Regions from separate parts of the Homo sapiens genome. Here region 1 is linked to region 2. Evidence: chromatin contacts called from ENCODE Hi-C or POLR2A ChIA-PET data. All regions are on one chromosome and are shown on one strand. The core of a region is the stretch at or near the end of the contact, and the rest is flanking DNA. Distances in the headings are between cores, read along the strand shown.

Evidence for each region. Hi-C counts contacts between places; a loop is a spot of excess contacts on that map. ChIA-PET counts read pairs that join two places held with the same protein, here RNA polymerase II (POLR2A). Pooled maps may share reads with other maps.
Region 1: a map of PC-3 shows a loop between it and region 2 (4-fold over the local background). The contact joins two enhancer-like sites. A Hi-C loop is called at or near these places in 6 of 168 maps with a recorded cell type or tissue (CD14-positive monocyte, GM12878, HepG2 and 3 more), 11 of 37 single-sample maps with no recorded cell type and 12 of 50 pooled maps. POLR2A ChIA-PET finds 5 or more read pairs at or near these places in 2 of 52 experiments (AG04449 and GM12878).

Annotation. Positions count from the first base shown.
Region 1 is chr7:77,451,671-77,455,267 of GRCh38, forward strand. No RefSeq gene overlaps it. Among named protein-coding and RNA genes, the nearest start is that of GSAP, 37 kb to the left of the region's middle. Within about 2 kb of position 1,966, at least 3 of the 41 ENCODE cell types and tissues checked have a DNase peak (open chromatin) inside an H3K27ac peak, as active enhancers do; they include CD14-positive monocyte, where a contact is called at or near this core.
Region 2 is chr7:77,389,452-77,392,777 of GRCh38, forward strand. The region is part of intron 5 of GSAP (gamma-secretase activating protein); the gene reads right to left. Among named protein-coding and RNA genes, the nearest start is that of GSAP, 25 kb to the right of the region's middle. RefSeq lists an enhancer at 3,092-3,326. Within about 2 kb of position 1,925, at least 2 of the 41 ENCODE cell types and tissues checked have a DNase peak (open chromatin) inside an H3K27ac peak, as active enhancers do; they include CD14-positive monocyte, where a contact is called at or near this core.

The sequences.
Region 1 (3,597 bases), core at 716-3,215, 62 kb after region 2:
GCAATATAATTCACAGACTGTACAATGCACCCACTTCAAGTGTACAATCTGATGGCTTTTAGTATATTCACAGATTTACACATCTACCACCACAATCAATTTTAGAACATTTTCATTACCTGAAAAAGAAGCTCCACTCCTCCCACCATCATTGCAGGCAACTGCTAATCTATTTTCTGTCTTTATAGAGTTACCTATCTGGGCATTTCATATAAACAGAATCACACAACATATGGTCCTTTGTGACTCGCTTCTTTTACTTAACTTGTTTTCAAGGTTCATCCATATTGCAGCATGTATCAGTATTTCATTTCTTTTAATTCGTGAATAGTATTCTATTTTATAGACATACAACATCCATCCATCAGTTGATGGAAATTTAGATTGCTTCTACTCTTTGATTATTATGAATATCACTACTATGAGCATTCATGTATAAACTCTTCTATGGACGTATTTTTTGTTTGTTTGGTTTTGGTTTTGTTTTGAGATGGAGTCTCGCTCTTTCGCCAGGCTAGAGTGCAGTAGTGCGATCTCGGCTCACTGCAACCTCTGTCTCCTGGGTTCAAGTGATTCTCCTGACTCAGCTTCCCAAGTAGCTGGGACTACAGGTGTATGCCACCAGCCTAGCTAATTTTTTTTGTATTTTTAGTAGAGACAGGGTTTCACCATGTTAGCCAGGATGGTCTCGATCTCTTGACCTCATGATCTGCCCGCCATAGCCTCCCAAAGTGCTGGGATTACAGGCATAAGCCACCATGCCCGGCCTGGACATATGTTTTAATTTCTCTTGAGTACACCTAAGAGTAGAATTGCTTGATCATATGGCAACTCTATGCTTAACTATTTGAAGAACTGCCAGACTGTTTTCCAAAGTGGCTGCACCATTTTTCAACCCACCAGCAGTGTATGAGGGTTCCAGTTTCTCCACATTCTCATCAACACTTGTTATAATCTGTCTTTTAAATTATAATACCCCATTCACATTTTACAAAATCTTACGCAGTTCTTCTGGCTCTTTGGACCTGTTCATTGAACTAGTTTCCTAGTTAGAGAAGCCCACTTAGAAAAGGCAAAATACTGAGCACATTCTTGCCTAATGGGCAAGCAGGAAAGAAAAGGCCAGAGCTGGCAAAATGTCTAGGGGAAAAGAGGGGATGAAGAATACATAAAGCAACGCCCAGTCTCCCCGAATATAAACACAAAAGAGGCCTGGCATTGCAGCTGCTTCTACCTGAACTCATTCCAGGAATGACTAGGGCAGGATATGCAGGTAGAAAAGATGAGCAAGAGTTGGAACTTCACTCAAATTAACTGGAGAGGGAATATGGAGCCAAAGTTAAGCTCAAACTATTCTCTCCCCAACTCCTATTTGGTATTTTTTCACCAAAGAGCACATACTGAAACGCTTTGGGGGTCTCTTCTAGCTTTAAAGTTCTATAATTTCATGATTTTCTTCCTGTAAGTATACCTTAAGTTAATTGTGCAGTGTATCCCTTATATAAACAGAAGACTGTCTCAGTAAGATTCCTTTTAAATGTTTTGAATGAATTTTTTAAAATATTTTTACTTTTAATGTTTCCTGAAGCTACACTGTCTATAGCACTGGTATTCCCCAGAAGTCACTAAAAGCTCCTGAAAGTCCAACTGACAGAAAAGATGGATTTGATTAAAAGGAAAAAACACAGAATATAGTCCTTGGAAAGTATGCTGATTTGTTATTTAGCCAGTTAGAGAATTGTGCTGTTTTGCTCTTGGGAATTGTACCATGGAATAAAATAATTCTGTTGAACTGCAATATAATTACAACATCTGAAAATACAGGAAAAGATGAATTAGAAAGATGCAGGATTCAAAATAAGGAGGACCAATTCCAAACAAAATACCAAGCAACCAAATTAGAAGATATTAGAAGGTGTTACACATGCTCTTCCTATTTAACATGGAAGGAAACTGCAAGTAGTATTGCACTAATAAGGCACTTCCTCGTCCCTAAAGTTACTAGTTCTTCAATTCAACAGATATTTTTGTGCACCCACTATAAGCCGGGAACTTTGCTTGTCTCTGAGGCTGCCAAAATAAATAAGACAGCCTCTGCCAGAGAAGAGCAACAGAGGGCTCACCCTCTGCTAGGCAAATGAAAACTTGTTATTCAGCTGCAATACCCTGAGATCATTCCACAGCTGTGAGAGGAAAGAATGAGAGTTGAAATTGTGAAAAGAAATGATCTACAGTTGCCTAAGCTGGGGGTGAGAGGAGAACCTGGAGAGGGGTGGCAAGGGAATTGGAGGGAGAGGACCTGATTCATGAACTCCACCTTGTAAAGAACTAGCAGGATTTCACCAAGCAGAGACGGGCAACAGGCATTTGTGGAAAGTACTGTAGTGTCACAGCAAAGGTTTTGGAGATTTATAAGTTTTCACCATATCAAACTATCAATAGTCAACAATTTTTTGGCCTAGAAAAATATATATTCATATGGTCCAATCGAAAACAAAATAATCCCCTTGAGTGTCCCAAATGAATGTTTAGAAACTGTAGGAGAATTAGTTAGAAAAGTAGTTTGAGTCAGAGTTGGAAGAGCTTTGAACTGAAGTAGTTTCAGCTTTATTCTATAGGTGATGGAAAAGGCAATTCATAAAATAACTTTGAACAAATAACCAATAAACGTATGTTTAAATGTTTAAATAATTTCAAGTTTAAAGAAAACTATGTATCATTTTCAGTGCCACAAAGGAAAACAATTTAATGTTAACATTCAATGTCAATAAGGACTCAGGAAAACAGGATGTTTCCCTCCGTGGCTGGGTGTGTAAATTGGAATAAACTTTCAGGAAGGCGATTTGAATACACCGTGACCTAGCATTCCACTTTGAAGACTTTATCCCAAGGAAAAACTCATGGATATTAAAAACAAACAAAACAACTTGGAGGCCGAGGTGGGTGGATCGCTTGAGGCCAGGAGTTCAAGACCAGCCTGCCCAAAATGGCAAAACCCTATCACTACTAAAAGTACAAAAGTTAGCCGGGTGTGGTGGCATGCACCTGTAGTCTCAGCTACTCGGGAGGCTGTGGCAGAAGACTTGCTTGAATCCGGGAAGCAGAGGTTGCAGTGAGCTGAAATCACACCATTGCACTCCAGCCTGAGCGACAGAGCAAGACTCCATCTCAAAAAAAAAAAAAGTTTAGCCACCAGGATTTCCTTGATGTTCTACAGTAGAGAGTTGTGTAAATAAAACATGAATCATCCTTATAATTGAACATTACACAGCTACTTTAAATGCTTAAATAAATATTTAATGACATGGAAATGCTCAAGAAATTTTGTTACATGAAAAAATTAGGTTGCAAAACAGTACGCGTATCAGTCAAGGCTCTTAAGAACTAGATCAGACTGACTAGGTTTGAGTTTCAGAGCTACCAGTTATAGTCATTGGACCTTGGACAAGTAACCTAACCTCCCTGTAACTGTTTTGTCTATAAAATGGGGATAACACCAGTCCGTAACTCATTAGAGTTTTGTAAAAGATTAAATGAGTTAATACACATAAAGTCCTTAGAAATTTGCCCGGCACATAGTAAGCACTACCTAAGAGT
Region 2 (3,326 bases), core at 675-3,174:
GTCCCCGATGTGTAATGTTCCCCTTCCTATGTCCATGTGTTCTCATTGTTCGATTCCCACCTATGAGTGAGAACACGCGGTGTTTGGTTTTTTGTCCTTGGGATAGTTTGCTGAGAATGATGGTTTCCAGCTTCATCCATGTCCCTACAAAGGACATGAACTCATCATTTTTTATGGCTGCATAGTATTCCATGGTGTATATGTGCCACATTTTCTTAATCCAGTCTATCATTGTTGGACATTTGGGTTGGTTCCAAGTCTTTGCTATTGTGAATAGTGCCACAATAAATGTATGTGTGCATGTGTCTTTATAGCAGCATGATTTATAATCCTTTGGGTATATACCCAGTAATGGGATGGCTGGGTCAAATGGTATTTCTAGTTCTAGATCCTTGAGGAATCACCACACTGTCTTCCACAATGGTTGAACTAGTTTACAGTCCCACCAACAGTGTGAAAGTGTTCCTATTTCTCCACATCCTCTCCAGCACCTGTTGTTTCCTGACTTTTTAATGATTGCCATTCTAACTGGTGTGAGATAGTATCTCATTGTGGTTTTGATTTGCATGTCTCTGATGGCCAGTGATCATGAGCATTTTTTCATGTGTTTTTTGGCTGAATAAATGTCTTCTTTTGAGAAAGTGTCTGTTCATATCCTTCGCCCACTTTTTGATGGGGTTGTTTGTTTTCTCTTGTAAATTTGTTTGAGTTCATTGTAGATTCTGGATATTAGCCCTTTGTCAGATGAGTAGGTTGCGAAAATTTTCTCCCATTCTGTAGGTTGCCTGTTCACTCTGATGGTGGTTTCTTTTGCTGTGCAGAAGCTCTTTAGTTTAATTAGATCCCATTTGTCAATTTTGGCTTTTGTTGCCATTGCTTTTGGTGTTTTAGACATGAAGTCCTTGCCCATGCCTATGTCCTGAATGGTATTGCCTAGGTTTTCTTCTAGGGTTTTTATGGTTTTAGGTCTTACATTTAAGTCTTTAATCCATCTTGAATTAATTTTTGTATAAGGTGTAAGGAAGGGATCCAGTTTCAGCTTTCTACATATGGCCAGCCAGTTTTCCCAGCACCATTTATTAAATAGGGAATCCTTTACCCATTTCTTCTTTTTGTCAGGTTTGTCAAAGATCAGATAGTTGTAGATATGCAGCATTATATCTGAGGGCTCTGTTCTGTTCCATTGGTATATACCTAAGCTAAATGACGAGTTAATGGGTGCAGCACACCATCGTGGCACATGTATACATATGTAACAAACCTGCACGTTGTGCACATGTACCCTAAAACTTGAAGTATAATAATAAAAATAAAAAATAAAAAAATACAAATCAATTACAAAAAAAAAATAGCTGGGCATGGTGGCACACGCCTGTAGTCCCAGCTACCCGGGAGGCTAAGGCAGGAGACTCGCTTGAAACCAGGAGGCGGAAGTTGCAGTGAGCCAAGGTTGCGCCACTGCACTCCAGCCTGGTGACAGAGCGAGACTCCGTCTAAAAAAAAAAAAAAAAAAAAAAAAAAAAAAAAAAAAATTAGCCGGGTGTGGTGGCACTCATCTGTAGCTACTCGGGAGGCTGAGGCAGGACAATCACTTGAACCCAGGAAGCAGAGGTTGCAGTGAGCTGAGATCACACCACTGCACTCCAGCGTGGGCAACAGATGAGGCTCCGTCTCAAAAAAAAAAAAAAAAAAAAAAGAAAAAGAAAAAGAATAACCATATATTTGGCTTTTTTTTTTAAGCAGGAATTTGTACCCAAAGGAGACAGCCAGCTATCAGCAAGATTTTCTTACCTTTAAAATGGGAAGATCTTTGAAGGCAGAAAACACCTTTCTACACTAATTTTTCCCTTCTCAAGTACAACCCAGACATTTGACTAATACTACTAGCATAATAAGAGCCAACCTTTGCAAATAGTAATTTCTCTCAATAACATACCATGTGCTTTCACAGTGAAAAAGGAAGCATCGTGAATTAAGATTCTAGAGACATCAGTTCTAGTTTCAGTTCTGCCATTATCCTGGTATTTACTTCACAGCAAATCACCAAGCTTTCCTAGGCCTCAATGCCTCATTATTAAACATAATAAAACATGCAGGGCAAGGTGCTCACGCCTGTAATCCCAACACTTTTGGAGGCCAAGGCAGGAAGATCATTTGAGGCCAGGAATTTGAGACCAGCCTGGGCAACATAGTGAAACCCCATCTCTACAAAAAAATGAAAAAAATATTAAGAACAAGCTGGACATGGTGGTGTGTGCCTATAGTCCCAGTTACTCAGAAGGTTGAGGTGGGAAGATCACCTGGGCCAGGGAGGTCGAGGCTATAGTGAGCCATAAGAATGTCAGTGCACCCCAGCTTGGGCAACAGAGCAAGACCCTGTCTCAAAAATAATCAGAATAAAATGAAAGACCAAAGAACCAGATTACTTCTACAATCCCTTTCAGCCATAAAATCCCATTATTCTATGAGGTGCTAAATTAAGAATTTTGATGGCCGGGAGTGGTGGCTCACACCTGTAATCCCAGCACTTTGGGAAGCCAAGGCGGGTGGATCACCTGAGGTCAGGAGTTCGAGACCAGCCTGGCCAACACGGGGAAACCCCGTCTCTACTAAAAATACAAAAATTAGCCGGAAGTGGTGGTGGATGCCTGCGGTGCTGGCTACTCAGGAGGCTGAGGCAGGAGAATCTGAACCTGGGAGGCGGAGGTTACAGTGAGCCGAGACCACACCATTGCACTCCAGCCTGGGTGACAGAGCAAGACTCCATCTCAGGAAAAAAAAAAAAAGAATTTTGAGAATCAAGATATCAGTGGAGACTGGACACAGTGGCTCATGCCTGTAATCCTAACATATTGGGTGGCTGAGGTGGGCGGATTCCCTGAGCTCAGGAGTTCAAGACCAGCCTGGGCAACATGACTAATCCCCTCTCTGCTAATAACACAAAAAATTAGCCAGGCGTGGTGGCGCACACTTGTAATCCCAGCTACTCGGGAAACTGAGGCAGGAGTATCGCTTGAACCCGGAAGTTGGAGGTTGCAGTGAGCTGAGATCACACCACTGCACTCCAGCCTGGGTGACAGAGCAAGGCACTGTCTCAAAAAAGAAAAGATTATCAGTGGAGACTGGGAGACCATCACTGAAGGGGAAGACAAGACCAGGCAATATCTGGATACCACAAGGAGAGACAGCAGGATCAGGCAGAGGGATAGACATGACATGAGGAGAACGGAGGTGAGCAAAAGACCATGGTGTGATCCAGGCACATGCTGTGAAATGGTGACAAGGATGGGAGAGTTCAATATGGCCTGGTTCTGAAGGAGCTCTGG